Linked DNA regions of Homo sapiens: region 2 is linked to region 1. The links are chromatin loops, found by intact Hi-C in ENCODE. Cell type or tissue: endothelial cell of umbilical vein. All regions are shown on one strand. Links, peaks and the distances in the headings refer to the core of each region. The heading gives the core; the rest is flanking DNA. Region 1 has its middle 35 kb from the start of NAV2. Region 2 holds the start of LOC124900310 (small nucleolar RNA SNORA1).

Region 1 (16,061 bases), core at 3,237-11,236:
GGTTAGGCATTGGGTACCATGGAGCTCACAGCTCCCTCTCCTTCCACCGCCAGTGAGATCCTGCTTGCAATGAAGCTCAGCACTAGTGAGCCTTTGAGCCAGAAGCACCTGGCTGAGTGGTTTGAGCTTGGTAAGAGGGTCCTATCCAGTACCCTATCCAGTTCCCTTTCCTCTTAGTAAATTCCAAGTGCCTTTCAGTGCCCTTTTAAGGACAAGTGCCAATGAGTGAGACCCATTTGCCCATGGTGACCCATGGTGAGATGGGGCTCCTTCCTCCCTTGTCCTGGGTGATGCCCAGTGGGTCAGATTTTAAATCCCACTTGGGATCTAGATCTCAAGATTTTCTAAAATGTGAATATAATCATATGCCCTGCATACACACATCAACATACTCAGGAAAAAGCCCTAATGCTTTCAGTTTGCCACAAAGTCCCATGCGATCCAGCTCCTGCCTTCACTAACTCATGGACTCCGGCCTCTCCTTGTCATGCCCACCCTGCAAGCTATGATCCAGCCTCTCTGAGCCTCAGTCCCTCACATATGCCACGCACACTGTGTTGCCTCTACTAGCACACGCTGTTGCCTCTGCCTAGAACCTGCATACTCCTTGCCACTCACAGCAGTGACTCCCACCCATCCATGACATCTCTGCGTAGGCCTCAGATCCTTTAGCAAGACTTCCTTGATTCCCGGAGTCTGGGTTTGCTGCCTGCTCACCTAACTCTGATCTCCCCGGGCCATCACAGCCTTGTTGGATTTCCTAGGAACTCCACAAGGAAAAGGCCAAGCCACTCCTCCTCACTGCTGCATCTCCGGGGACTCCCGCTGAGTTTACAAACAGTACAGGCTCAACAGATACTTGCCAAGTGAAGTGTCTACCCTTGCAGTGCTCAGGGAACCCCGCGGAGAGGGGACAGTGCATGTTCTTTGGTCACATTCCAAGGAAAAGGCTGCAGCCACCCTGTGGCTCCTCATCTGAGGCTGCTGAGGGTGTCTGAAGTCCTCAGAGGACAGGCCAGGAGAAGAGGACTGCTGACCAAGCATCTCTCTGACTCACTGAGCAGAGGAGGGAGGAGGCGGGTGCTAATTGCTTGGTCCCTCCACACCCAAAGGAAGGCCCAGGCTTTGAAGCGGCAGCTGGGTCACATAGAAGGCAGAAGCAGCCAATTAGGTGATGCTGCAGCTTGCGGGCACCTCTGAGCCCACAGGAAATTATTAATAAAGACATAACAACCACGCAGCCCTTTGTGTGGATAAATAATGACACCCTGTCTTCCCCAGTGGCCTAGTCTAAGCACTCTGCAGCCACAATCTAGTTCATCCGGCCCCTTGGAATGCCAGCGCAGCTAAGGGAGGAGCTCCTTGGGTCCACCCAGCTCCCCAGCCCCTCTCCTCAAAGCCCCCGCTATGCCAAGAGTCTGGAGACTCCATCTAGTCTAAGGATGGCAAATGGTTACACCTCCGGGGTGCATGCTAAGTGCACAGAGCAGGCTGGAGCTTGGGCTGACAGGCATTTTGAAGCTACATCTGAGCCTATCATAAAAGAAGATGGTGATCAATTAGCACTGGTTGCCATGTATCTCTGATCTAGTTCTTGAGATTTCCCTAGTTTTGTACTGTTTGCTCTTGTTCTTGTCTCACCAACTACTGGTTTGTGCTTTAAAAAACTTATGACATTTAGCAATCCCAAGCACACAAGCACACAGTATCCCTCCATAATTTATGGCGTGATTTCTTAGGTTATCGGCTTCTTTACACAGAGCTTCTTATTTCATGTAGTTTTTATGTCCTGTCCTTCAGCTAGGAATATGTCTTGTTGATGGTGACTCTGAAAACCCTACTGGCCCTTTGATCTCAGCTTGCTCTGTGGAGTCTCTCTGAGTGCTCCCTGCTCCCACCACAGGTTGGCATGATGTGCTCCCTCCCCTGTTTCTCGTGGTTCCTGTCTTTCTCCTGCATCCAGCGAAGCTCCTTGTTGTCAGACTGAACCCCACTTGTCCCCTTAGCTCCTCTGCCCCACCTGTTTCCTGCACAAGACTGAGTTTCAACAGTTTAGAGCAGGGGTTGGCAAATTGTTTCCATAAAGGGCAAGATCATAAATGTTTCAGGCTTTGCACGGCCGTGTACTGTCTCTGTTGCATATTCTTGTTTTTGCTTTATTTGTTTGCAACCCTTTAAAAATGTAAAAACCATTCTTAGCTCAGGGGCCAGACGAAAACAGGCCAAGGGCCAGATCTGACCCATGGGCTGTAATTTGCCACCTCCTGGTTTAGGTAAACAAACCTTTAGGAGCTCCTCCTGCATGCTTAGCACTGGTCTACATGTGGGGAATTCAAAGATGTGTAAAGCTTGATTCATGTCCGCAGAAAATGCCCTGTCTAGAGGGAGAGACATTCACAGACAGGCCATTACAATAGTGATGGGTGCCACCAAGCGCTGTGGGAATGTAGACTTCTTGGGGAAGATTTCCGAGTTGAGTAAGAATGAGAAATGAGAAGGAAGAAAGGAGGAATGAGATTAGGCTGAGGGAACAGCAAGCCAGGGGATGGAGCAGGGACCAGCACTACATCTCCTGGGAACTCTGAGTGGAGTTGCCGAGCATGCTTCCAGGCACATAGCAAAGTGCAGTGCACAGTCTCACCAAGTCCCCAGCCCAACACCAGGTCCTGAGTCCATGCTCAAGAAATATTTGGGATTTGTGTGGTTGTTTAACTTTTCTCCATTTTTTTATTCTTATAAAGTTGCAGAGCCTGAATGTGCATTCAACCCTTAGCAGTGAGGGAGATCTACATGGGTATCGCTGCTGGTCAAAGTGGCATTGTGATTCATTTTTCCTCAGCTTGGGTTCTATTCCTGGCTCTGCCACCAACTGACCTTGGTTGAGTAAGTTATTCTATTTCTCCAAGTGTTAATTTTCCACCCATAAAGGGGGTATCATGATAGGATCTTCCTCTTGGGGGTATCCTCAGGAGCCAGTGAGCCCCTGTAAATGCTCTGCAAATGGTGGCCAATGGGACTTCTTTCTCATCTGCTTGACCCAAGGGATGGAGGGCAGGAGGGATATGCTGAGGGTAATTGACACAGAACCAGCAGCAGAGAGAGGACATGGGGAAGGAGCCTAAGAGATGACGCAAGCTGGCACCTCCCACACCAACCAGCTCAGGCTCAGGATAGGCCCATGGGCAGGTTGAGTGCCCTCTGTGTCAGAAACAGTGGGAATCAGGGGTCAGGGAACCATGCAGCTACTAGCTAGCAGCTTATGGTACCTTCTAAGCCAGAGGATTTAGGTCTTAAGGAGGCAGGCAGAGGAACAGGGAAGAGTTCCCATGGGGCAGAATATAGATTTGTAAGTGTTTGTGTGTTTGTTTGCTCCTGGCCTCTCTTCAAAAGGAATTTGAGACAGGTTGTAACAAGTTACATGGATACAACATGGTTGATATAATAGAAAGGAAAAGAAATAGCCATTGCCCAAGAGCTATATTAAACATTGAATTTGGCTCTGAACCTCTGAGCAGCCTAGGCAAGGGAGGGAAAGAAAAGAGAAAAAGACTAATACTTAGCATATGCTGAGGACCATTACCATGGAAGGAATTTCCACACGCAACCCTGTAATGATACTTATTACTATCTCCATTTATAGAACCAGGATGCTAGAGATGCTACATTGAGTTTTATGAATATATTCAGATATGTCTGTGTTTTTTGAGCATCTGCTATATGCCAGGCACTGTGCTGGGTGCCTTATGCACAGAATTTTAATTCTTCTACCAATCTTAAGAAATAAATCCTATTATTATCATCATTTGACAGATGAGGAAACAAATGAAGAACAGAAAGGTGAAGTTATTTTCTTAAGGTCAAACAGCCAGCTTGTGCCCAAGCCAAAATTCAAACCCAGAGAAGTTTGATTCCAAACCTCTCCTCTCACCACCCTGTGAGCACAGCTTCTCTGATAACAAGTTTCCTTGGCACTATACTCTACAATAATTTTCTCAAATTGAGGTGTTAATTGGGGAGGAACAGAAGACATTAAGTGGCACATTAGTCAGTTTTATAAGAATCCTGGCAATGATTTTAAATAGAGGGCTGAAATTTTGTGTGCCTTGTCTTCTGGTTTTGTTTAAACACCACAAGCACCAAAGCTTGCAACTTTCTGCTCTCGGGGCCTGTTCCCTCCCTTCCATGATGGGTTAAATCTAGGCACAGTAGTGAATGTGAGCAACCAGGGCTCAGGGGCAGGGTCCCAGGATCCTTTCAGGCCAGGGTGAGCAAGCCCTATTAGAAACAACAGACCCAAGATGACTTGAATTTCCCACCTGCCCTTCCTTTTCCTGCCCCTTCTCCATGCTGTGTTTTTATGACACTTCAGTGTGCTGCTTCTTGGGGCCAGGCGCCTCCTCCAAGCTGAGCCAGCCTTTTATGGCCATGGAGCTAATTAAGTAACAGCAACTCAGGGGCGCTTGGAAAGCAGCGTGGGCCGTCGTCAGTCCTGGGCTGTGCAGCCAAGTGCCTCTGGCCTGGGTTGTGGAAGGAGCTTTTGGCTAAGCATCAGGCTATTCCTCTGCGCTCTCTCCTGCTGGCCCCAACTCACCTTCTCTGTTACCTCTGCATCAGGAACTCTTGAAGCCGCCGTCTCCCTGAGCTGCCTGGAAACTTCCCGAGACTGGCCTGAGAATAACTGTGCCCCAATTATTATTTTATTTCCACTCCAGGGTACTTATTTACACAAGAGGGACGGGAGGGCGCGCTCTCAAAAGGAGAGCAAGTCCTTCTGGGTGCCAGCCTTTGGGCCAGAGGGCCACTCTTGACAGGCAGGAATGACTGCAGCTCCCAAGTAGCAATTTTTTTTCAATGGAAGGTTATAAGCAACGAGCCCCAAAGGTCAAATTCCCCAAGGGAAAAAAGGGTATATGCCTCTGCTTTCTTCTCCCAGTTTTGCAGTGAGCAGTTTGTTCTCAAGTGTTGTCACGGGCCAGGCTTACCTCCTTCAAACAAAAGGTGGGGGCAAACCCAGAAAGGAATCTCAATGGCTATGTGTTAACAGCTTCAAGTTTCTGTGAGTGAGATCACCTAGAGAGCAGGTTTTCCTGAGCCTCAGGCTTCCTGGGCACTTCTCTGCCTGGAACATAAGGTTTTCCACCTCAGCCTCCACCCACAAGATACTTCCCTCCTTCAGACTTCATAACTTCTTTCCTGGCCTCTTGTTTGACCTCTGAAATGTACTCCCTGTCCACAGTAAGAGGCAGTAGCTATTAGGAGGGCAAAGGGCCACCTCCCTGGGTTCAAATCTAACACAGAATTTAGCTAAGCCTTGGTTTCCTCCTCTGCAAAATGGGGAAATAGTTGCACCACTTTATGGAGTTTGGGTGAGAATCAAAGTAGGAAATCCATGCAAAGAGCTCAGTAAGGTGCCTAGCAGAGATCAAGAGCCTGAGTGCTTCTAATCCGTCCCCCTCAGGACCTCCAGAGACCTCATGGCCACATCCTTCATGCACACCGCAGCTTCCTCCTCTTGCCTCAGCAGAGAGAAACCTCCAGGATCCTTAGCATGGTAAAAAAGGCCCTGTTCAACTTGGTCCCAACCTTTATTTCCATTCCATCTCTCATTCAACTCACCTCTCTAGCTCTCCCTGACTCTACGCCATGGATGTACACTTAAACTTTAATCATATGTTTCAAAAATGCCCTGGAGTCTTTGTAGGTATTATTCCTTTTTCCCAGTCTGCCCTCCCTCACTTATTTGATAAACTCCCAGTTATTTTTTAAGGCTTAACTTAAGGGCTCCCTTCTCAGAGAAGCCTTTCCTGCCCACCAGGACACATACACGCATGCTCACACACGCATGCATACACTCCCTGTAAAGAGTAGACACCCACTGCCTGTGTCCAACTATATGAGGCATCAGTCTGTAGTTGCTTTTCTGTCTCCTTCACTGTCTGTGAGCTCCTGGAGAGCAGGGAGCATGTCATATGCCTCCTGGCACAGGACATAGCAAATAGGTGTTCAATAAATACCTGTGGAATGAATGCTTGCATCACTGACTGAGAAATGTGTGGTAGGAAGCTTCCTTCTATGCGCCAATAAATCAGGGCTGCTTTGTACAGTGTGTGAGCTGTGGAGTGTACCAACCTGCATGGCCAGTCCCGGGGCCCAAATGTGTTTTAGCTCTACTCCCTCAACTGAGTTAGCCTCAGAGTTGCTCAAGTCCCCTCGAAACTAATTGATATTTGTACAGCAATTGGTAATTCACGAGTTTTCACAACAGTATAATTAATAATAATATCAATCGCAAGAATGTTAACATTTTCTGAGTGCTTACTCTGTACCATGCATTTGATGTATATTATTTCAATTAATCCTTACAACAACCCTAAGGGCAGATATGATTGTTATACCCATTTTACAGATGTGGGAGGCTCTGGCTGGGAGTGAGGAAGGTGACCTTCACACTAAGGCCCTTTGGTGCCAAGTCCTGTGCCCCTTCTACCCACCCTGAGAGCCTTGTTCTGGCACATCAGAAGGCATCAGTCTTCATTCCTCAGCTGTTTGATTTCTCTCATTTAGCTTCTTCCCTGTCCCTTCCTCCTCGATCCCCCTCCCTGCTCCAGTCTGGCCTCATAATAAGAATATTTTAGGTTGCAAGATCTCTTGGCTCCCACCACATATATTTGAAAAGGAGCATGCACTGCAGTGTGGAGATCTTGGGTTCATAACTGGCTCTCCCACCTTCCAGCTGTGTGTCTGTGAGCAAGAGTCTTAGTTCCTCTGTGCTTCCATATTCTCATTTGCAAAATGAAGATAATACTACCAATCCTAGTGATTCACTTTGAGTATTTACAACCTAGCACAATGCTTGGTGCATGGTAAATATTGAAGTCAGTGTTTCCCTCCTTACCTCTCCCTGAAAAAAAAAAAATTTTTAGAAAGCAATTTCTGTGGCATTACGCTCAAGGAAACCATAGCAACCAGTTTCCTGTAGCTTGGTTTCCGGCCTTCCCTAGCTGTACAATAGTGCTGGGACACAGCCTTTGTTATTCCGATACCCCAGGGAAGATGTGGACGTCATGCACTCTATGGGGTGGAGGCATCTGCTGGGTAGAATTGCCCAGTGTGCTGGTGGTGTCATTGCTGTTGGCACTTTGGCTCTCAGAGAACCAGGCTGTCCCAGGCCTGGGTTAGGCCACGAGGATGCTGTGGTTTCCCACTGGCGACTCAATTCATCTTCTAAGGGTTGCCTTATTGTGGGTCAGGCCAGAGCAGCTGGCCCTCTCTTTTTACGGGGATAAAAGTAGCATTTGGTTGGGTCTGGAGAGCTTCCTGACTCTCCTTAGATCGTTAAGACATTTCCTAGGATGTGACAGTCACAAGAGTACCATGTGATTGTGTGTGCATGTGTGAGTTTGTGGGCGCCTGTTAACCACACCAAGAGTGAAGGCACGGCCTCTCAAGGAAAGAATCAAGACTGCCAGCCACAGAAAAAGGCTATCAACTTGGCCTTGTGAAGTGGAGAACTCCTTGTCCCTACAGGCCTCTGGGGCAAGCTGCAGTCGGGTCCAGACCATGGTGATACTAACCCCAGCCTGTACTGCCACTTGGCACCCTGCACAAAGAGTCTCCCCATATGCCTGGCGTAATCCAACCTGGATTGCTGCAGTCTGGCTGCAGAGTGATTTCCAGGCAAGCCATTTGGGCAAGAGCAACTTGACTGCATCACGAAGCATGACTGAATTTTGGCCGAGCCCAGGGTGACAGCTTGCAGAGGTCCCTGGCTGCGGGAAGAAAGGCAGTGAGGTGGGCAAAGGCAGCACCTGGCCATGGTCTGGGTGCCTCCCAAGCCCAGTGTGTCCTACTCGGCTTGTGATCAGGGCTTGATAATCAATGCATCCCCTCATTTTACAGAGGAGGAGACTGAGGCCCAGAGAGGGTCGGGCCTTGCCCAAAGTCACACAGCTTGTCAGTCATAGACTTATTGCATTTTCAAGACAGAATGACTCCTAAAAATTATCTGTCCCAAACTCCTCAATTGATAAATGACAAAAATTAGGTTCAGGGAAGGAAAGGAGCATTTTCAGGGTTACAGAGAAGCAGAGAAGACTCACAGCCCTGACTGAGTGATTTTGTGATTGATCTACAGAGGCCAGCAAACTATGGCCCCCAGGCCAAATCAGCTGGCCACGTTTTTGTAAATACGGTTTTATTGGAACACAGTCATGACCATTCGTTTCTGTATTGTCCATGACTGCCTTCATGCTACAAGGGCAAGATTGAGTGGTTGCAACAAAGACCATATGGCCTGCAAAGCCTAAAATATTTACTATCTGGCCTTTTATAGAAAAAGTTTGCCAACCCCTGGTCTAACCCACTGAGGTTTTTCCAAACGCCTGGAAACTGCTGGCCACAATCCCAGTATCCTTCTCCTTTGAGGAGAAGAGAATCCATCCCTATTGTCAGGTTGGGGACTGGCCAGAGACCCCTCTCCAGAGGGAGAGGCTGCGCCGCAGGAATAGGAGCGAGGGGATGCTGACCAAGAAGAAAGCCTCCTTCAGAGGGGAGTTGAGTCCCAACTTGCACTTGGAGAGCGCCCAAGATAATAAGGATGATAAGAAGAAAACCAATTGCTAACTTTTGTGATTGTGTGCCAGGTTCTGTTCTAAGCTCCTTTTTTGTAGGATTGAACCTTCACAACAGCCTAGCACAATGGGTACAATTAGTATTCTCGTTTTGTACATGAGAAATGAAACGTAGAAAGATTAAATAACTTGCCTAGCCTAGTCAGTGGTGGGACCAGAATAGGAGTCCAGGCATGCTTACTCCGGAGCCCATGCCTGTCATCTCGCTGCAGGATCTGGATGAAATGGGTGTCTCACCTGCACTGGGAGGGGTCAAGAGCTTAACCCTGTAACTTTCCTCCTTTCTCTTTTCATCAACTGTTTAGTGACTGCCTGTTGTGCGCAAGTCACAGTAGAGCTGTGCTAGGCTCTGTGATGGGAGAGCAAGAAACATCACATATAGAACCCGCGTCTGAGGAGCCCGCAGATGGGAAGGCAGCAGCTGTGTGATCAATTGCTATCTAGGGTAGAAATTGGCAGTGTCGAAAGAGAAGCATGGGGAAAATGCCAGGTGAATCAAGGGGCATCATCTTCCGAGATACCACATAGCCATTCAAATGTTGAGCATCAGGGGCTCAAAATGCTAATGCCCGGATTGGCCAGGCAGCTGATGTGAACAGAGAAGCAGATCTTATTTGTGTAAGACAGCGAGGAGAGGTGGGGCCTGTGGAGAATGGATGAGTACATTCCCCAGTGCTAGGTGTTCAAATTCAGAATTTCCCACCACCTCCACGAGCTAAACCGACCTCTCTCAGGCCAGATCAGCTGTGGCATCTGTTATGTTGACTAATATTTATCAACATAGAAAGATTTCCTATGTTGTTAAATGTGAAAAGCAAATTACAAAGCGGTCAGATTAACATGTTTTGGGTTTTTAAAAATGTATATGTCTCCACACATAGAGCTATATGGAGAAAAGGCTGAGAGGAATTAGTCCAAAATTTTAACAAGATTTTGAGGCTGGCTGGGTGCAGCGGCTCACGCCTGTAATCCAAACACTTTGGGAGGCTGAGGCGGGTGGATCACCTGACGTCAGGAGTTCGAGAGCAGCCTGGCCAATATGGTGAAACCCTATCTCTACTAAAAATACAAAATTTATCTGGACGTGGTGGCACATGCCTGTAGTCTCAGCTACTCTGGAGGCTGAGGCAGGAGAATCACTTGAACCTGGGAGACGGAGGTTGCAGTGAACCGAGATTGTGCCACTGCACTCCAGCCTGGGCAACAGAACGAGACTCTGTCTCAAAAAAACACAAAAAGATTTGGGGGCTATTATTTTGCCCCTCTGTTTTTTCTTCATTTCCTTCCCCTTTGGTACAATAAACTCACAGTACCTGCCTCAGCTTTTGTTTCTGTTTTTGTTTAGAAGAGAGAGATGATTCTATATCCTTCCCCTCTCTACCCCACCATCTCTTGACTCATTCCTACTCTTCAAGATTCATCTCAAACATCACGTCCTTTAGGGAACCCTGGTTCCTAGGGTGGTTTGGGACACCCCGGCTGTGTTCTGTGCTCCCCACATCACAGCCCTTCCTTTTTGGCGGTTCTTGTTGTGACCTGTGTACTCCTGTACCTGGTACTGAAACAAACACTAGGTATGAGCTTCCTGAGGGCAGGGACTGTGTCTAAGCTATCTTTGGATTTCCAGTATCTAACATAGAACTTAACACATAATGTGTGCTCCTTAAATACCTGAGGAATGAGGGGCTGAATTTAGTGCTGAAGGCAAGAGGAAGGGCCCCTGGAGGGGAGCCCTACCTATTGGGCACAAGAGAGGCCAGGAGGGTTGGGGGCCAAGGCACCTGGAGTGAGGGGCAAAGACAGGACATCCTGGGCACAGTGGGCCATCCCATTTGGCTGGAGGGTGGGGTTCTTGAATGAGAATAGAGAGAAATCAGATTGGAAAAGAGGAGGGCTCCAGAAAGGGGGCTGGAACATCAGGCTTGGGGGTTTGGATGTTATTCCAGCACCCAGGACAAGCCTGCCTCCTCACAAAAGATAGCTCTGGCCCCAGCACATCATTCTTTTCATCCCCCACCCCCCTCTTTAGAGCGTTTTCCTGCCTTTTTGGCACCGAATGCAGTGCTGGCTTCTGTCCTGAGCAGCGTGATCTGCTGCCCATGAGTCAGGGGCTCGGCCATTCCTAAGTGACTAAGGCTGTCGCCTCCCGCCAGTTTCCCGTAACCGCCTGAGTAAAGACTCAGTCTGAATCACTGTTTATTGTTTTTAAGGGTTTTTTTCCCCTCCTCTCCAGTTTTTAAATATCAACCACCCAGCCAGGCCAGTAGGGCTGAATGAGTGCTGGGGAACTGTAGGACACACCCCTCACCCGCACACACAGGAGGGATGCGGAACCCCATTCTGCTTAGGGAAGCAAGGAGGCTGTGGCTATGGAGCCAGACAGACCTGCATTTGAATCCTGCCTCTACCCCTACCTGCTGTGCCCCTTTGGGAAAATCACTTCACCTATCTGAACCTTAGTTTCCTTATCTGCAAAATGGGGATAATAATGCCTATATAAGAGGGTTCCTGTGAGAATGAGAGCTAAAATTTATAAAGGAACTGGCATATGGCAAGCATTCCAGAAGTGGTAATTATTATAAAACACGGCTCTTCTGCTCAGGAATGAGCTCACGTGAGAGAACGGTAGGGGTCTCATGCCTTCTTTGCACCTGTCATTTCAGTAAAGCCAAACAATCAAGGGCTTCCAAAGCCCATGCTTTAGGAATTTATTTCAGACTACTGATGAATCACTTAGTTCTATTATGAATAGCCAACATTTTTGCAGCACTTAGCGGGTGCCAGGCACTGTTCTAAGCATTTTACATTAAGTAATTAATTTAATCATCACAAACCCCTTTGGGGTAGGTATTATCATTATCCCCACTTACAGATAGAGACAGAAACTGAGGTGCAGAATTTAACTAACTTACTAATGAGAGACAGAGCCAGGGGTTGAACTGAAATGATCTAGCTTCTGGGGACAAGGTCATGCCTGGCAGTGAGATTCTCTCAGGGACGTCCCCTGACCTGGCAGTCCTTCTTCATATGTTTTGTCCTAACTGGATCATTATCAAATAATGACAATGTGCCAGGCATTGAAGTATCATCAATTTTCAATTTAATTTCACCGCAGTTATAAAAGATAGATTTGCTTGTCCTTATTTTATATATAGGGAAGTTGAAGTTTTGAATGGTGAGGAAACACCCAAAGTCAGTTAGTGATAGAGTTAGCGTTTGAACCCAGGTCTCTCTGCAATTTGGGGGTAATTGCACCACTCTGTGTGAAATGGCTAGCTGAGTTGAGATCAGGTTTATCTTCTAGAAGCCTATCGATTTAATTATTTGGCATTAATGGCCCACTGGTCTGCCTAAGTCCCTCTAAAGAGGTGACCAGTCTGATGGGATTTAGCAATAGGTTTGCCCCTTGGGATGAGCCCTTGGTCCTCCACACCAATAGCCTGCAGTTCTGGGAGGATCTGGCCAGCCTTTGGCAAGTCTGGGATTGGAGTACAGGAAATCTCTCTATACAGAACATGTATTCAGTGTCCAGAAACTCTCACCAATGCATAGTAAGCATGTCCTCCAGACCAGGTAGCTAGGAAGCCACTGTGGGAATCCACTGAGACCTGTGGACACATCTGAATGGAATTCCTGTGGGATGTACGTGTCAGGTGTCTGGCAGCCTCAGGAGGCTGCGTGGTGGTTTCATATAGAAATTAGGACACCTCCACCTGAGAAAATACATCTAGCAGGGAATAGATAGATGTCCACAATATCAAGATAGCTTGTGTTAGTCACATGATCTGATCAAGCAGCTGAGAGAGAGCAAGCCACAGAGTGGACTTCACTCTGCAGGGTTCCAGGGCTGCCCACTACCACCAGAGCATCAGGCACAGCACCTGGACTCACTCCCCTAGACAGCACCTTACCCACATACAACATACTCACCCCATGGTACACCCTACACATTGCTCTGTTGACTTATGTAGATTGAGGAGTGGGAATCTGGAGAGGGAGGAAAGAAAGAAAGAAAGAAGGGGCTGGTGATAATACCATGCTAATAATAATTGCTTCCACATGCTTGGTATGTGCTAAGAACTGTGCTAAACTTTTTACACACATGCCTTATCTCATAATCCAATTGTTATCCTACTTAACAGATGAGGACACTGAGCCTTAGAGAAGTTCGTAAACTGCCCAGAAAGGAAATGTGTACTGTGGAAATGAGCACTGCGGTCAATGTGCCAAGCACATTGTGAAGTGCTTTATATACATAGCCCCATTAACCTCTGCGAGGACCTGGGAGGCTGGTATTGTGTCAGTCCATTTGTGTCGCTATAAAGAAATACCTGAGGCTGGGTAATTCATAAAGAAAAGAGGTTTAATTGGCTCATGATTCTGAAGGCTATACAAGCATGGCACCAGCATCTGCTTTTGGCGAGGGCCTCAGGAAGCTTACAATGATAGCAGAAGGGATGGGGGGCTACATATTACATGTGAGAGAGGGAGCATGACAGAGAGGGCAGAGATGCCACACACTCTTTTAAATAAGCAGATCTTGCATGAACTGAGTGAGAACACACTATCAGGAGTATGACGCTAAGCCGTTCATGAGGGATCTGCCCCCATGACCAAACACCTCCCACCAGGCCCCATCTCCAACACTCATTCCAATATGAGATTTGGAGAGGACAAACATCCAAAACATATCATATTCATTTTGCCCATTTTTCAGATGAAAACAGTGAGGTTCAGAGAAGTGAAGCATTTTCCAAGGTTGCAGAACTAGGATGAGGGAGGACTAGATTCAAACCTTTGTTAATCTGTGGATTGTCAACTGTGCCACCCTGGTTCTGGCTAGAAGTTAGAAGATCTGGGTTTCAGTGACTGCTTTGGTTCATATAGATAAAATGGGGGTATTTGTATTAAATGATCCTTAAATTTCCTTGTAGTGCTAATATTTTGTGTTTCTCTGAGGAAGGAAGAGTAGCCGGGAGTTTGGGAAGTCATCAGTGGCCTTCTTCTGGGACACATGTAAGCCTGTTTGAATGGGGAGGGCCAAGGAGAGAGAGTAGTTTTTCATTTCCTCTAAACGGAATGTCAGGGGTTGCGGGGTGTAACAGAAAGCCTCATGGCAGCAGCTTAGGAAGGCGGGGTCAGTGATGTGTTTTCTTAAAAGAGAAAAGGTTGAGTTGGGTCACCTTCTTTTTTAGCTGCTTGTGTCCTAGCAAGGACTGAATTTTTATGGGTCATAATTTGGTACAGATAAAAACATATTGTACTGAGCTCAGCCAAATCCCCTATGCTGGCATTACTGGTAGAGTTCTCAGCCAGCTGACTGGGCCCATCCAAGAGGCCTGTGGGGAGAAGAGTCAGGCAAGGCCTGGATGTTCTCTTGGAGCACCTTGGCAAGGATTTGGATAGCACTGTGGTCCCCACTGCCTGCCTCAGTAGAGCAGAGCTGTGCAGGGCATCCAGAAAGGCTGGGCTTCCAGTCGGGTCTGTGTGAGTTGGCTCTGCCCCTTTCTGGCTGAGTGACCAGGACATGAGCAAGTCATTCAGCCCCTGGGGTTGCAAACTTTACTCCACAAACCAGCACAAGGACAAGGCCACATTTCACCAACGCCCAGAGGAGGGAGAAAACTCAGGATATTAAATTGTATCTTCAACAATATAATTTTATTAAGTTTTAAAAAATGACCTTTATTCTGATTAAATTGTCTGCCACAATTGTTTGCATTAAAATATCTTTTCTTTTGCCAAAATGGGACGATAAGTTTAGATGTAGCATTTTTTAATTTTTAAAATTTCCTTACTAAGATAATTGAGGTGAACAATCCATGTACACTCCCCCAATTGTTTTAACTTGATTGCGAAATCCAAAAACTGGAAATCACTGATAGAGCTTCTCTGAAAATTAGTTTCTTCATCTGTGAAGTGGGGATAATTAGCTCCATTTTCTTCAAAGGGTATTGTGTTGGAAAAAATGAGGTAATATATAAAATGTCTGTTCCTGAACTCAATTTAAATAGAATTATACTTCCTTTTCATGCCAACTGTTATATCCTAGGTCTACATGCTGGACTTCAGCCCTTGTCACAATGTCCTCCCATCATTTCTGGGAGCTTTCCCAGGGTATTGACTCATGTGTCAATGCCCAGCAGGAGGTATCTGCCCTGCTGGCACAGTTGTCACCACTGGGGGCTGTCTCTGAGACCCCAGTGATGAAGGTGAAGCTCTTGATTTGATCTAAAGGTCATTCTTGGTGGCCCACAACTCTCAGAAGAGGGGCAGCTGCTCAGATATACCCCTTAGTCTGGAGCACCCAAGCACTACCTAAATGCTGATTATCACCAAACTTGGTGCTTTTTGAGCTGCTACTGCCTCCACCATGGTAAATAGTGGAGGCCAAGCTCCTCTCCAAGGGCACGGCCAAGGGCACTCACCCACTTCCAGATCACTCAAGGCCCCCCCACACTGCAAGCCCAGTGCCAACCCCACAGACACCAGAGTGAGGAATATATTTCTCCCTCATCCAGTCCTGAGTCTCATCATATTTCCAGCCCTTCCGGGATGATTGACTATGGGAATACCCATTCTCTTCAAGGGTAGAGTTCTTCTCACCCATCCTTCAAGAGTGCTCACATCCCTATGGGCTCAAGAGCCCTTGGTTGGCACATTGCCCAAAGTTGGGTCATTATAACCCATGGCCTCTCAGTACAGTGCCTGGCACATTGTAGGTGCTCAGTGAGTGCTGATTTCCCATCCAAGTCCCTCACTCCATAAAAGCACATGGTCAGGCAGGGCTAGGACCTGGAAATCCTTCCCTCATTCTAGCTGTAGTTAATATGGGTTTGGGGCAGGATGAGAGCAAGACCCAAATGCTGACATCAGTCCTGACCCTCAGAGGAGGCCCTACCATGATCCCACCCTGGGCCAGCCTCCAGCGAATCCCAGACCTTCCCTCAGAAGGCCCCACAGACTGCTTAGCTAGGCATGTTTGGGTGGTTTGTCCTGCCCTCTCAGTTCAGAAGCTCTGCCATCTGCTTTTAAATCACCTTAATTTCCAGCCAAATGGGAGTTTTCCTCTCATTTCAAAATGCCCATGATATCATCCATCAGTGGGGAGCAGTTGAAGAAGAAGCCTCGAAGACTTCCAGACCCCAGCAGTAGGGGTGGGGAAAGCAGGTTTCAAGCAGCCCTTACTAGAATCAGGCCCTGTGACCACACCCCCTTCCCAATATCTACTTGAGCAGGCCTGCAGGTATGGCCGGGCTGAGGAGTCAAGCTCTGCGGGCTCCAAGATAATGTTAAGGAAGAGGAGGAAGGGTAACAGATCCAGGGTTCCCATGCACTTAAATTCCTTCATTCTGCAAAGATGAATTTAGTGCTCATTAAGAGTATCAGTTTATTTGGGGTTGAAAGATTTTCACACAAACTAGTGAAACA
Region 2 (16,061 bases), core at 3,008-11,007, 81 kb before region 1:
CACCATGACTCACCATACCTGGTCCTTCCTCTGTGCCTCCTCTGTGCTGGTTCCTGGGTGTCCAGAGACATTGAATCACGGCCCTCAACCCAGGTGAGCTCACAGTCTAGAGGGAGACAGAGAAGTCCTGTATTTCTTGGATCCTAAGATGATATGGTTACAAAACAGTTTATCAATTTAATGACAGAATTTCAGGAAGACAAAAAAACAAACAAAAAACCAACCAACCAATCAAACGAACAAACAAAAAAAACCTCCCAGCTTAACCAGAGGCAGATTGTAGGAGCTATCCTGACTTTACCAAAGGAAAAATGGGACCACCTGCATGATTTTTAATCAAGGAAATAAATTCAATCAGTGGTTACAATTCGGAGTGATCTGTGCTGTGATGTGGAGAGTGCTGGGGAAGGTGTGGTTGATTCTGCCTTGGAAGGGAGGTCAGGAAGGTCAGGGCCCTGGAAAAAGGACATTTGAGGAGGAGTACGCCAGGCTGACAAAGCGGGAAAGGGATTCCCAGCAGTGGGAATGGCATGGTCAAAGGAACAGGGCATATCCATATCCACAATAGCAAGAGCATGTGTAGGTGAGCCTGGATAGACAGCATGCAAATGGTGAAGGGCCTCTATGTATCTAGAGCAGCAGGTGGGAAGTGAGGCTCCAGCCAAGAGAGAGCCACAGCCCCTTTCAGAATGGGGGCCTAGAAGCCGATCAGCCATCACAGCTCCATCTCCTTCAGCTGCTCCCAGCGTGGGAGCACAGATGCTTGGTAACCAAGGGATGGTCTATTTAAAGCCACCTGTAAGTTGGTTCCAGAAGGCACACTGTAGGGTAGAGAAGGAGAGAGGGAAGGGGAATGTCAGGAGGAAGAAGCATCCAAGAGGGCACAGGAGGCGGGATTCCAGCCTAGGCTCAGCCCTGAGCTCACCGTGGGGCCTGGGGCAAGTTCCTGCCTCTCTCTGTGCCTCAACTTCCTCAGTCTTGTGTAGTGGTGAATTGTGTAGGCTCAGGAACCAGCTGTGTGGGTCCCAGGCTAGGCTTCCTCGCTTGTGATCTGCGAGCATTGGTCAAATTACTTAACCACTGTGCCGACGTTTTCTCCTCTGTAAAACTGAGATAATAATAGTACCTAGCTTTTAGAGCTGCTGCGAGGATTAGATGAGGTAATGCATGTAAAGCATTTATAACGGTTCCTGGCACACACTAAACACTCAAAATCAGCTATTTTTAAAATTATGATACGATGATGGTGTTGGACTAGCTTAGGGGGTTTTAAACCTTAAACCTTGGAATCTTTCTCCTAACAGATTTGGAACTTCAGTGGGTGAAAAAGGTCACATTGAGCTCTTCTGGCTGGAAGGTGGAGACCCTGAGCCTTGCCACTTTAGCATCCCCCTTACCCAGGACTGCCTCCCAGCTCCCCGCACCCCAGGCACCTCTGCAGAACCTTTAAGCTCCAGGAAACCCAGATTAAAAGCAATTGTCCCAGAGGATCTCTGAGGTCCTTTTCGGTTGCTCCTTTTAATCCAATTCTTGCTTCAGAAGCTTGAGTTTATATCTGGAAAAGCTGTCTTTTACAGCTCAAAATCCATTTTCCAAAAGCATCAACTGAGCCAGGCCCTGGGGGACAGTGTGGTAAAGGCAAACCAGGGCAGATATGGAGAAGTGAGGAAGGTATTTGAGCAACAATCCTGACTGCAAAAGCTCACAAACAACCAAATACCACCATTATGGTTTTTTCTTTAAGTCAATACATTTTTATTTAAGGAATTTTACATGTTGTCATTCGTTCCACTGCCCATCAGGGTCATCTTAGTTCCTCCAAATCTTGAGTCAAGATTTATCTTCAAGATAGGCCTTTCTAGAGATTCATGCTGAATCCACAGTCCTTCTGTCCATCTTAGTTGGGCTTCTTTTGTCTCCACTTCAATACAGACATACTGATGAAATACTTTAAAAACTTCCTATACAGAATCTTTAGGGTCTAATTCTTCAAATAATTCACTTTAGGGCCCTAGCAGTTGAATTGTAGAAAGCATATTGTTATTTTGGCTAATGAGCAAAAATGCATTATTCTTTAATATTTTTCTAATGTTGAGGTTGTGTTGCATCCCATTTTCACTCGTGACCTTAGCAGAAATGTTACAGGTCTCATTGTCACCACTGCGATGTGTTTGCTGTGAATGGAAACATAGCTTGTTTCTCAATGCAGCCCCATTAACAATCTCTGGATCGCATGATCAACAGTGCCTATTCTCTTTGAGAATGGGGCATCACCTTCACAGTTCTTAGGATAAGCTATGCATATGTGACTGCCTTCATTTGTCACGGTCCAGGATAGTTTCTCATTCTTTTTTGTCTAGATGGTCAGGCACTGTCATTGCCCTTTGTGCAGTGTGCCATGGTTGTCTCTTCTCTACTTAGGAACAGTCTTATTTCCTCACCTCTAACCTGAGAATAGCAGATGACCAACAAATCAATATTGGATCTATCAAAGGGATCTGAATATGGGCACCTCTATGTGAACTGCTTCAAGCTGGATTCAGTGATGTCCCAAACAGATGTAGATCCTGACCATGCGGATGTTATTGTCTAGGGGGAAAGATCAATTAGTGTAAGTGTGATAGGGATCAGGACTTGAAAGATAAAATTCCACGGTCCAGAACAACCATTGTGGGACCCTATAACCCACAAAAAGTAGGGGTTTGCCTTCAGTATCTGCTAGGGCTTAGCCTTGGGAGGACCTTGAGAAACTTTATCTTGAGGTCCTGAAATGGAAGATCTCTTTGCTTCCTGGGACCCCAAGACCCACAGCAGAGTTCTGCCTGGCTTTTCAGCATATACAGATGGCTGGCTGCTTGTTGTGGACGCTGTCATAATTGCACATGCACTTTAGACATTGGCCATTCAGCTTCCAAGGCAGGCTATGGAGGCCACAATGAGCAAAAGCTAAGGAGACAAGCCCCATCTACAGTTAAGTCCTGACCCCTATCACACTTATTGATCTTCCCTCCCAGAATAACATCTGCATGGCCAGCATCCACGTACGTTTGGATCATCATTGAATCTAGCTTGAAGCAGGCCACATAGAGGCACCCATATTCATCCCTTTGATTGATTCAATATTGATTTGTTGCTCATTCAGCGCCTATCTTCATTGACTATCCTCTGCTTGTCCTTCATCTGCATCTTCCTCTGGTCACATACCAGCTGCTTCAGCCACCTTGGGCTTGTTACTGTTGTTTAAGCACTCCCACCGCTTAATGATCAGGTTCTCTCTGCCTGGAATACCCTTTCCTGCATCACTGCCTTCTTTCCACACCTACTAATCTACTCAATCCTCAAAACAATTCCAAATGCCACCTCTTCTAGGAAGCCTTCCTAGATCACCTCAGAATTTTTTATTCCTCCATTTCCTGTCCTCCCATAGATCAGTATGTGACATTCCACTTGAATTTGAATTATATTTTTGTCATTGCCCCCACTATGTTATAAAGCTTGATGTGGGCAAAGATTTTTATCTTACTGGTCTTCATAGTTGAATGTTTGGGGGAAGTCCATGAACTTGGGCTTTTTAATTCCTAGGTCTCTCTGGGTAAGCAAACTTAGACAAGTTATCTAATATGTCTGAGTTTCCCTATTCCCACCTGTAAAATAGGGATTTTTAAAAACTTGTGATAACAAGTTTATTGTTAGCATTAACTAAGATGACTTGTATGAAGTAACAATGAAAATAAAATAATAGTAATGAGAGCTGATATTGACTAAGTGCTCATTTAGGCACTGCTCTAAGCTTTTTACAAGTAGTTCATTTAAAACATTTTTAAAAATGTTGAAATAATGATAGATTTGCAGGAAGTTGCAAAGATGGTACTGAGAGATCCCATGTAAAGATAGAACTGAGAGGTCCCTTTCACCTGGTTTTCTCCAATGTTTACACATTATGTAATTATAGTACAGTTTCAGAACCAGGCAATTGACTGTGTGAGTATTGTTCTGTGTCCTTTTCTCACTTGTGTAAAATTGTGAGAATCTTACACAATCACCACCGCAATCAAGATACAGAACTCTCCCCTGTCCACAAAGATCTCCCTTGTGCAGCCCCTTCAGAGTCATACCCACCCCTCTCCCTTCCGCCACCCCCAGCCCCTGGCAACCAACCATTAGTATGTTTTCTATCTGCAAAATGTTGTCATTTCAACAATGTTATCTAAGTAGAATGGCAAAGTATGTGACCTTTTAAGCTTGGCTTTTGTTTTTTTCCCACTCAGCATAATGTCTTTGAGATCCATTCAGGTTGTCTGTCTATAGTTCATTCCTCTGTTCCTGGTGAGTTCTGTTCCATGGATATGCCACCAATATACCACTGATACACACCGATATACCACTGATACATGACTGACTGACAGACCATGGTTTAACCAGGAAAAGTATCTGGGTTGTTTCCAGTTTTTGGCTTTGACGTATAAAGCAGCTATAAATATTTGTGTATAGATTTTTATTTCAAATATAAGTCTTCATCTCACAGGGATAAATGCTTGGGGGTGCCATTGTTGAGTTACATGGTTAGTATATGTTTAGTGTTTTAGGAAGGAAGTCAAACTCTTTCCGAGAGTGGCTGTACCATTTTACATTCCCACCAGCAATGTGTGAGTGATTCAGTGTCTCTACATCTTTGCTGGAATTTGGTGTTGCCACTATTTTAATTTTATCTGCTCTAAAAGGTATGTAGTGACACCTTTCATGGTCTGACTTTCCATCTCCCTAATAGCTGGTGATGTTGAACATTTTTTCACTGCTTATTTGCCATCTGTATATTCTTTTCAGTAAACTGTCTCTACATGTCATTTACCCATCTTCTGGTTGGATTGTTTGTTTTTTAATGTGGAGTTTTGAGTATTCTTTATATATGCTAGATATGGGTCCTTTGCCAGCTATGGGATTTGCACAATTAGCTCAGTTAATCCTCACGACAACTCATGAAGAAGATACTAGGATTATCCCAATTTAATAGATGAGGAAGTTAGGGCACTGAGAGGTTAGCACTCTGTGTGGCACACAGCAGGTTTCCAGGGAAACATCACAGTGAATTTCATGCAGATGGAGCTCAGACCAAAGGTACAGTAGCTCTAGGTACCTTGGTTGCATGGTGGGGCTGTTGGAGATAAGGAAGAGGAGCTGAAAGTGAAGGCCAGCAATGAGTAGAGGGACTTCGTACCAGGTCATCGGCCCATTTACCAGGTTGAGGAGTTGAGGCTCAAGCACTAGAACAGATTTCTATCTGTCTGTGTCATTAAGTTTCTGTAAGTTTCACTAAGTCTTTGAAAATTGTGTCTCTTTTCAACCGCATCCTACCTTTCTCCTGTGCTGCAAGGTTTGATGGTAGCTGGCTGGTTTCTACTTCGGGGACTTTTTTTTTTTTTTTTAAAGAAGGGATTTCTCCTGTGTCTTCTGTATCCAGGGCACATAGAAGCAGGCTGCTGCTGCTGCTGCTGTCATGGAAAGCACAGTAACGAGTCAGGATATGAGTTGTCGGTCCCAACATGGTAGTGAATAGTGCAGGAATTGAGTGCAAATAATTTCCCTGGGCTTTCCATCTCCATATCTGTAAAATGGGAGTGACCACAGTAGCTGGCTGGCAGAGTGATTGTATAGATTAAATAGAGAGGAGAGGTGGAGAACAGGGGCATTGGTAACACTCATGGGTTCAGAGTGGAACTCTTTCCTTTCTAGCTATGTAAACCTGAGCAGCGTGCTTAACTTTGCTAAGCCTCAGTTTTCTTATCTGAAAAATGGGGACAATCACAGTTCCTACTTTGTGGACTTGGTGTGAGGATTAAATGAGATATTGCACATAAAGCACTTGCAAAGATCCTCTCTCAAGATGAACGTGATTAGTAATAACTAACATCTATCAAGCACTTACTTTGTGTCAGAATCTGCTTAAGTTCATCAAAATTAAGATTAGACACCAAGACAAGGACTTAGGTGCAAGTTTATATGGGAGGGGATCCCAGGAAGCGATGTGAGAGAACAGGGAAGTGAGATGGGGAGGAGTCATTTTGGTGGGCAATGGGGGCTCAGTCCCACTGGACATCCTCTTAGAGACTGAGAAACACACCTCAGAATCTCCACTGCTGTGTTTATCCACCATCTTCCAGTCCTTATTGGTGGAGGGTCACTCCTGGGGCATTCATTCCACCACACCTTTGACCTGCCCTGTCCTTGGGCTAAGCATGTAACCATGACCAGGGAGCATCCTCAGGAGAAAGACTCAGGAAGGCATTGGCACATACAAGGAACTGAACTATCTGTATGGGGCTTTGAGATTGGCTGAGGGGAAATTGATGAATGCTAGCAGTGTCTGCTACACCACTTTAAGCACTTTATAATATTAACTCATTTACTTCATGCAACAACACTATGAAATGTTCTATTATTATCCCCATTTTATAGATGAGGAAACTGAGACACAGAGGGGTTTTACAACTTGATCAAGGTTCTCCAGTCAGTCTGATTTCAGAGCCTGCATTCTTTTTTTATTTTTATTTTTTGAGACAGGATCTCACTCTGTTGCCCAGGCTGGAGTGCAATGGCACGATCATGACTCACTGTAGCCTCAACCACCCAAGCTCAAGTGATTCTCCCACCTCAGAGCCTCCCGAGTAGCTGGGACCACAGACACACCACCATGAAGGCTAATTAAAAAAAAAAAATTTTTTTTTTAGTGATGGGGTCTCACTATGTTGCCCAGGCTGGTCTCAAACATCTGGACTTAAGCAGTCCCCCTGCCTTGGTCTCCCAAAGTGCTGGGATTACAGGCATAAGCCACCATGCCTGGCCAGAGCCTGCATTCTTTCGAGAAGTTTTGACCATAATTCTCAGTAAAAAATGTATTTTATATCACAATTCCGCTCCCAAACACACTTACACTAAATAAATAAAAGATTCCTAAAACAATACTCATCTGTACCACGTGCAGTGCACTCTGAAATTTTCTGTTTTTTTTATTAATCACGTTATTTTAAAAATGGTATTAGTCACCCACTAAATTGTTTTCATAACCCAGTAATGGGCTGCAACCCACGGTTTTGGAAAAGACAGTGCTCTAAAATTCTATTTTATAGGACAATGTTGATGTCATAAGGCTGGCATGGGGAATGATATGGGGTAGGTGCCCAGGGAAGGCTGGTTTCCTTGTGTGCCCTTTCTGGCAAACCAGAGCCTATGAGCTGCTACCTTCTAGGCTTGCATACAGAGGCCTGGCTGAACCTAGCACATTTCTTAAATCCTAGACTTGCCCTAGTGGAATCTGCTCAGCCTCCTCCCTGGGGATGGGCACCATCTTGGGCTGTGACCTTCAATTCACCGGCTCCCCAGAAGCCAGCTCCTCCTTGGGAGGTGAGGTTATACCCTGTCCCCACAACGTTGTCATTTCCTTCCCCTGAGTCTCTCTGTGTGAGGATTGTTCCCCTAATCAGGATGGAGACGCAGTTCATTACAAGCTGGTGAGGCAACGGCTCTGTGCTCCAGGCCCGAGACAGGCTGTCTGGGAGCTTGGCCAGCCTCCCACTGCCCCGGACACCAGGGCAGTGGCCTCAGAGCAGAACCAGCTCGCTGGGTTTGTCTGCCCCCTTCCCAAGGGACACAGGCAGACAGACACTGTTTGCTGAGACTTCCACAGCTTTCATTATTACAAAACCTCTGCCATGCTCAGACAATGAGTTTCAGCAAATGATGGCACTACTTCCGAGAGCATCTGTAGAGCACCTAGAATAACAACTGGACTTTATTGAGTGTTTACCATGCACCAAGCCCTGGGCTAAACACTTCATCTGCAGGCTGTTCGTCTTTACGGCAAACCCAGTAGGTAGGTATAACTATCCCCACTCTGCAGATGCAGAAACGGAGGCACAGAATGTTTTGGTAGCTAAACAAGCTCACCAGGAGGCTAGAAGGTGGCCACACCTAGCTGGCCCCCCTGACTCCACCAACTGCCTCCCTTTGCTGTATTGCATGCAAGAATGTGACTCCAAGTTTTTCCTTCCTTCTGGATCCAACTCTGGCTTCACTCTGCTCAGCAACCAGGTGAGTTTCCATAGGTGACTTTGTCTCTCTGAGCCAAGTTTCCTTATCTGTAAAACAGGGCCTAGTGGTACTTCCTTCCTCAGGCTGTTAGGAAGAGTAAATGAAATAATGTATATAAATGCATCTCCCAGAGCTCCTAACACATAAGAAGTGCTCAATAAATCTATTTATGAAAGAGTTGATTCAGCTGTTTTCCTACTGACTTGACAGTATCCCACAGCCATTTCCCAGAGGCATGATGTCACCATCCAGAGGATAATAGCAGCCAATCTAGAAACCTCCATGTGTTCCTGGGCTTCTCATATTTATGCCTTGTCTTGCCTCGCTGCCCCATCTTACTACTGACTTCCCTGGGGCAGAAATCTCCAATATGACTAATATCTCTTGGAGGGCTATGAAGAAGCCATTTATTTCCTCCAACAACAGTCCCTTCCACCCAGGATGAGGAGAATAGCCATGTGGTGGCTGCAGAGCCTGGTGCAGAAATTCTCATTAGCTGCAGTTTAATTACTGCCTGCCGTATAGGTTTTTAATAACAGTAAGTCCCAATTAGTTGCTTGTTACTTCAGAAATAATTACTGATAGTGGACCTTTGTCTCTGTTTTAATTCCAGCTTCATGCCCAAGCTGCGGAAGTCTAAACAAGTGGGCATTTTTAGCTGAAGGAGGTGGGGAGGATCGGGGATGCGTGAGGAATGTCTGCACAGAACTGCGAGTTTCACTGGGGTGCGTGTGTTTGTCTGAGATGAGTGGAGGAATGGCCGTGGCCATTTCTCACCTCTGTAAAGAAAATCCTGGGCCCCTGTCTTGAGCTAAGGACAGGGATGGGGCCCTGCTCTCAAGGGCAGGTGGGTCTGGGACATAGCATTCTCTGCACAGAGAGACCACGGGGCAGCTGGCCTCCAGTTATGACCCATGCCAATGGCATGCCCTTCTGCTGCCCTGGGGGGCCAGGCCCCAGCCACTGACCAGCTCAGAGGCAGATGCCGCCGCCCCCTGACAGTGACAGGCACAGCCAGATGGAAGAGCGGCTTTTGGGAGCAGGGAGAGGGGAGGGAGTGTGCCGTCTCTTCTGCAAGGGCAGTGCCCCAGCCTCAGCCACACTTCTGATCTGCAGTCCAACAGACCTTTCTAGCATGCCAAAGAGAACCTGGGGGTGCCAGGGGGTCCTCAGAGCTCACACTGCACTTGTGGCACCCACAGCGAGTAGCCATCCGTGAGCCGAGGAAACTGTACACAGGTAAGACGGTCACTGTGCTTTGTTTGAAGTAAGGTAGTTTCCTAGCTTCAGGGAATTCTTTTTCAGTCTGACCTGCTTTTATGCTGCTTTGTCTTTTTAACTTTTATCCTATTGTACCTGGGAAGCTATTGTAGTGCTGATGAGTTATTGTCTGCTGAAGTTATGTAGTGATCAGAGCTAACATGTGCTGGGCATGCCAGACCCTCTTCTAGGTGATGTATATGTATTTATTCATTTAACCTCAGACAATGCTCTGAGGTTAATATAATTATTACTATCAGCCCTCATTTGCAGATGAGGAAATGGAAGCACACAGAAAGATTAAGGAATTTGCCCGAGGTCACCCAGCCCATATGTGGCAGAGCTAGGGAGATTCTCTCCCAGGGAGTTTGACTCCACCACCAAGCTTTTGACCAGTAGGTTATCCGGCCTCTTATGGGAAGGACTTGACCCATTAGAGAATGGGATGCTTCACAATGCAAATATCCCCCGTGATTTTTCTTTAGTTGGCTCTGCATAATACGTTCTTTTATGGCCTGTGTGTGTGTGTGTGCATTTGGTGATCCTTGTGTTGATTTTTGGTTCCAACTGTGTTCTCTGAAAGCTTCCCCCCATTTGAAATGTCTGGGTCCAGTCAAATGCCTCTGTTCTTAGTGTTTGTGCAGTTTCCATGATGGATGAAATGGCAGGGGCACTTCTGAGCCCAGCCTAGGACTGTGGCCCAGGCCACCCACGTTTGGAGGTGACAAAGCCCTCTGTGCCATCATGCTGGCCAGCGTTGGTCCTTTTCAATGTGTCCTCATGCCCAACTTGTCTTTCTCTCTTTCCTCATGCCCAACTTGTCAAGGGAAGATGTCACACTGCTGAGCCAGTAATTTGCTTTTTTTCTCACCATGTTCTTTGGTTTCTTTCCCCCTGAGAATCCTTTCCAGTGGAATTGCAAATGGTTTGGCTGGAAAAACCTGCTGAAAATCCATCCTTTTTCATGTTTTCCTTCTTACCTCCTGTTCATTTCATCCATCCGGCCAACCTGCGAGGTTGTCTTATTGTTAATAATCTGGGCTACTCTGTGTTTGGAGGTTCATTTGGAAAATTGTGTCCAGCAGGCAGAAATGCTCCACTTCATCTCAGACACAAAGGCGTTCTTTGAAGGTACAAAGGGTTTAGTATTAAATAAGTAAGCAAACAAGCCTGGCCTTTGAGGAGAGAAGTGTGGAAGGGGTAGGGAGAAAACGAAAACTGCCTCATCAAACTGTACCTTGGTTTATTTAGACAAGGGGAGCTTATTTGTGTTTATTTTATGCTCACATCCTAAGGTTTCAAGGAATGCTTCTGTAATCTACTCCAGAGGCATCAGGGCTCTTGCCAGAATCCCTTGATGGCCAATCTTTTTGAAGTGTCAGGTGAAATGTGGGTGAAGGGGCTATTCTGTTTGAGAAACAGCATGAGGGAGGGCTGATCCATTTTTCTAGTTACTGGGAACGTTTCCCTTCACTACGAGGGCTGATGCTCTTCTCCTGGCAGTATCTGCCCAGAAAAATCTCAAGCCTCAATGGGTATATCTCTTCCTTTTCTCTCTCTCCAAACTGAATTGCATCCGTGTCTTAGTTTGGATCCTCCAACACAGACTGTGAAGTAAGTATTTCAGTACAAGTAGTTTATTTGGGAAGTGATTCCAGGAAGCACTGTGAGGGAGTGGGGAGTGAGACAGCGAGGAGAAAGCCAATAAAAGGTGTGCTAATGGGTGGGTTACTATAATGGGCAGCTGGGCTCAATCCCACAGGGGCCCTCTGAAGGACTATGTTGGACCTACCTCAGAATTGTCCCATGGAGGAACAAAGAAGCTGGGGTGTTTATGCACCAACTCATCTGCCTCATTGGGTGTGGTTTTCTCCTGGGATATGAGAACCCCAGCACTTCTGGCCTGCCCTGTTTGATGCACAAGAATCTCTCAGAGACAGGATGTCCCTAGGTGAGGGACATGCCTACTGTCTGTGAATGACCTCCAGGCTAAGCCAAGGGAACATGACAGGTTGTCAACAGCATCTGCTAAAGCAACCAACTGCTCTAACATTGTGTGCACTGGATAAAATTATAACAGTTGCCAATATTTACCTATAACCTCTAGCCAGTTACATGTGTATTAATCTTACTGATCCCCCAAAACTTTTGAGGAGGGGCTGCTGTCATCATCTACAGTACAGCATTGTGGCTAAGAACATGGACTCTGGAGCCAGAATAACTGGGTTCAAATCTCACCTCTTCTGCTGGGTAGTTGTGTGATTTGGGCGGGTTTCTTAGCTTCCTTGAGCCTCAATTTCTATAGCTGCGAAATGGGGATAACAATAGTAACTACTTTGTAGTATTGTTTTTGAAGATCAAATAAGTTAATACACATAAAAGCAATTATAATAGTAGGCATATACTAGGTGTTCAATAAACACTAGCTGGTGTTATCCTACAGATGAAGAAATTGAAGCTCAAGGAGGTTCTTAGCTGAAGGTTTTATAGCCAGCAAATGGTAGAGGCAAGATCTTAACTCAGGCTTTCTGCAGCAGCATCACTTTTTCTACTATACCATGTGACTTTGTAATCATTAATACATGAGAAAGCACTTTCTAAACTGTAAAGTGCTCCACAGAAGCTTTGTTTATATACTATTTCTCCTCCTTGGAACAGCAGATACAGTCTTGTTCTCTCAAGAGCTTCAGCCTGGTCTTTGAATTCTGCTATCTGTCATCTCTGTACACCTGGCACTGGGCACAGTGTCTGGATGGGTGTCAGCTAGGTGGATGAGTTACCCAAAGCCTAGGACTGGCCCAGTGATCCCTTCCTTCAGAGCTCCTGCCTGCAAACTTCTGCTCAAAGTCAGGCCCTATCTCTATCACATACCCCAATTGCTGCTGCTTCCTCCTCCCTACTGCCCCTACACCCTACTTGGAACATCCTCCCTTTTCCACCCTGCCTTCTGCCTGGTCCAGTGATCATCTCCCACACCCCACTTCTACAATTTCTCCTTCCCTTGCCTCCGCAGTGGCCCTCCGGCCTCCCCTCCTGGACTCAGAGCAGCCCTCTACTTGGTCCTTTTTGGATGGTGCTCTTGGGTATGTGTGTCAGTCTGGGCTTCCTACCCTGACCATAAGTTTCTTGTGGGCATAACTGAGTGGCATTTTTTCCTTTATTCATTTATTTATCCATTGTGGTCCCAGACATGGTACCCCATCTGGTAATGGGGAAATGGGAACAGGCAGAACAAGATTGATTCTTGGTTGAAGAGCTCAGTTTGGGGGAAAACTGGCATGCAAACATTGCTATCGGTGACAGTGAATCTTGGTGGGGACACAGAGCTGAGGTGCCCAGAGACTAGGATCTTCTCTCTCCATGCGATGGGGTCAGAGATGAAGTGACACTAAAGCTCAGTTGTTAGCTTAGGGATGATTTGGTTGCAAGGAAAATAAACTTGCTCAAGCCAGGTTATGGAAAAGTGGGAGTGGGAATCTTTTAGAAACAAAGAGCAGGAACTTCTCCTCTAGGAACTAGAAAATCATCAGGGCATATGATGTCTGTCCTGCTCCTCTCTGCATGGCTTCCTTTCTGCACACAATCCTACACTGCCCAGCTCTGAGCCTAGATGACCTGCCCCACCAGGGCCCCATGGTCCTGTTGTCCCAGTTTCGAGTCCCTGTGACACTCTGATTGGCCCAGCTTGGGCTAAGTGTTCATCCCCAGTCCAATCAGCTTTGGCCAGGAAATCGGGGACATCAAGTATGAAAAGGATGCACAATCCCCCAGTAGGGGTGGGAGGCAAGGAGTGCATCTCTACAAGTCTTTTTTTTTTTTTTTTTTTTTTGAGATGGAGTCTCGCTCTGTTGCCCAGGCTGGAATGCAGCGGCGTGACCTCAGCTCACCACAACCTCCGCCTCCCGAGTTCAGGCTATTTTCCTGCCTCAGCCTCCCGAGTAGCTGAGACTGCAGGTGCACACCACCATGCCCGGCTAATTTTTGTATTTTTAGTAGAGATGGGGTTTCACTATGTTGGCCAGGCTGGTCTTGAGCTCCTGACCTCATGATCTTCCTGCTTCGGCCTCCCAAAGTGCTGGGATGACAGGCATGAGCTACCGCACCCAGCCACTTCTCTGCAAGTCTTGAAGGGAGAGTATATTAGTTTCCTGGGGCTGCCATAACAAGTTACCACAAACTTGGTGACTTAAGACAACAGAAATTTATTCTCTCACAGTTCTGGAGGTCAGAAATATAAAAATCAAGGCGTGGGCAGAGCCATGCTTTCTTGGCAGACTCTAGAGGAAAGTCCTTCCTTGCCTCTTCCAGCTCTGGTGGCTCCAGGCGTCTCGTGGCTGTGACAGCATCACTCCAATCTCTGCCTCTGTTTTCGCCTGGCCCCCTCCTCTGTATCTTCTCCCCTTCTCTTCTCTTCTGAGGACATTTGTTATTGGATTTAGGGGCCACCCTAATCTAGGATAATCTCATCTATACCATTAACTTTATACCTGCAAAGATCCTTTTTCCAAATGTGGTTGTTTCTATGGATTCCAGGTGGACATATCATTTAGCGGACCACCATTCGACCCACTACAGTGAGAGTCTGAAAGATGGAGAAAGGGAGGAAGGGCATTCTAAGTTGAGGGAACAGCATGAGCAAAGGATCATTACTCAGGGAGCAATGACACATTTCTGCTCCGTGGGCAGAGGGTTCACTGATGGCAACAGAGAGGGCTGAGGTTACGTAGGACCAGACCACAAAAGGACTTCCATGTCACGTAGTAGCTTTGCCTTGTGGGCAGCAGGGAGGTCCACTGGTGGTTCTCGAGTGACAGAGGAGCATTATAGAATTTAAAATTTGTATTGTAAGCAGATCCTTCTGGCTGCAGCATGGAGCTGTATTAGAGGGGGACAGAAATGGAGGGAGGGAGATATTCACAGTTATAAACACCCACTATGTGCCAGGCATGTTTCTAGAGACTAGAAATAGAGCAAAAGAGGGCCAGGCACAGTGGCTTATGTTTGTAATCCCAGCACTTTGGGAGGCCAAGGCAGGTGGATCACGAGGTCAGGAGATTAAGACAATCCTGGCTAACACAGTGAAATGCCATCTCTACTAAACTTACAAAAAATTACCCTGGCATGGTGGCATGCGCCTGTAGTCCCAGCTACTTGGGAGGCAGAGGCAGGAGGATCGCTTGGACCCGGGAGGCGGAGGTTGCAGTGAGCCAAGATTGCGCCACTGCACTGCACTCCAGCCTGGGCAACAGAGCCAGACTCCATCTCAAAAAAAAAAAAAAAAAAGAAAAAAGAAAAGAAACAGAGCAAAAGAGAAAAGGGACTGGGCTGCTGCTATATTAGAGCAGCATATCTAAAGCAGGGAGAGAGGAAAAAAAGCAGAGGAACAAAGATGTATAACATTAACTGGTAATAAGAACTCAAAAGGAAAATCAAGCAAAGAAAGGGGTATAGTGAGTGATGGAAGGTTTTATATAGGAGGTTCAAGACGGCCTTTCTGATGAAGTGACATTTGAGTAGAGCCTGAAGGAAGGGAGGGAGGGAGCTATAAGGGTTCTGAGGGAAGAGTGTTCTGGGCAGAGGGAATGGCATGTGCAAAGGCCCTGAGGCAGAAGCATGCTGGGCATGTTCAAGGAACAGCAAGGAAGAGCGTGTGGCTGGGGGAGAGGGAGCAAGGGGAAGAGAAGTAGGCAGTAGCATCAGAGAGGCAGTGGGCTGTATCACATAGGACTTTCTAGGGCCCAGTAGAACTTTGGCTTTTACTGTGAGTGAGATAGGGGGCTTTGGAGGGTTTTAAGCAGAGGAGAAACATCGTGTGACTTAAACGTTTTTAAAGAGTTACTCTAGAGGCTGTGAGAAGAAGAGATTGTGGGCTGGAGGTGAGGGTAGGAGGAGGCTACTGCAACAGTTAGGATGAAAGTTGACAGTGGCTTGGACTGGGGGGGCATCGGTGGTGTGTTTAAACGTGGCCAGGTGCTAAATATATGCTCAAATTAGAGTTGATAGGATTTATTAATGGATGGTGTATAGAGTGTGAAAAAGAGGAGTCAAAAATGACTCCAAGCATTGGGGTCCGAGCAACAGGAAGGATGGAGTTGTCATTTATGGGGTTGGGGAACTGCAAGAGGACTGGGCTGGAGCAGCTAGGATTGAGAGTTTGGGGACATATTAGATATTGGTGGCTTGGGATGCATTAAATCGTTGAATCTTGCTTTGTGCCAGGCAATGCTCTAACTACCTCATGGCTATTAACTCCTGTGACACTTGTAGCAGCCTCATGAGATGGGCACTTTTATCCCTCTATTTTACAGGTGAAGAAACTAAGGCACTGAAGTTGGTTGATATGGTTTGGCTATGTCCCCATCCAAATCTCATCTTGAATTGTAGCTCCTGCAATTCCCATGTGTCGTGAGAGGAACCTGGTCTGGGATTGAATTATGGGGGCGGGTCTTTCCTGCACTTTCTTATGATAGTGAATGAATCTCATGAGATCTAATGGTTTTAAAAATGGGACTTTCCCTGCACAAGCTCTCTCTTTGCCTGCTGCCATCCATGTAAGACATGACTTGCTCCTCCTTGCCTTCTGCCATGATTGTAAGGCCTCCCCAGCCATGTGGAACTGTAAGTCCATTAAACCCATTTTTCTTCCCTGTCTTGGGTGTGTCTTTATCAGCAGCATGAAAATGGACTAATACATTGGTTAACTTACCCAAGGCCTC

What was found. Hi-C counts contacts between places; a loop is a spot of excess contacts. Peaks named below come from ENCODE experiments on the same cell type or tissue, not always from the same donor. Only the 100,000 strongest peaks of a DNase experiment are listed, where the experiment ranks them.
Region 2: a loop joins it to region 1, with 11 times the contacts of the local background. A loop is called at or near these places in 10 of 110 quality-filtered maps.

What each region holds. Positions count from the first base shown.
Region 1 is chr11:19,669,578-19,685,638 of GRCh38, forward strand. It overlaps a transcript of NAV2 not described here. Among named protein-coding and RNA genes, the nearest start is that of NAV2, 35 kb to the right of the region's middle. RefSeq lists enhancers at 602-1,123, 8,392-8,561. In endothelial cell of umbilical vein, for the core only: no CTCF peak of the experiment used is centred there; DNase peaks (open chromatin) are centred at 7,014 and 10,764; H3K27ac peaks cover 3,183 bases.
Region 2 is chr11:19,589,022-19,605,082 of GRCh38, forward strand. LOC124900310 (small nucleolar RNA SNORA1) reads right to left here and starts at 2,270; the gene lies at 2,135-2,270. It also overlaps a transcript of NAV2 not described here. In endothelial cell of umbilical vein, for the core only: no CTCF peak of the experiment used is centred there; DNase peaks (open chromatin) are centred at 7,040, 7,480 and 8,340; H3K27ac peaks cover 3,251 bases.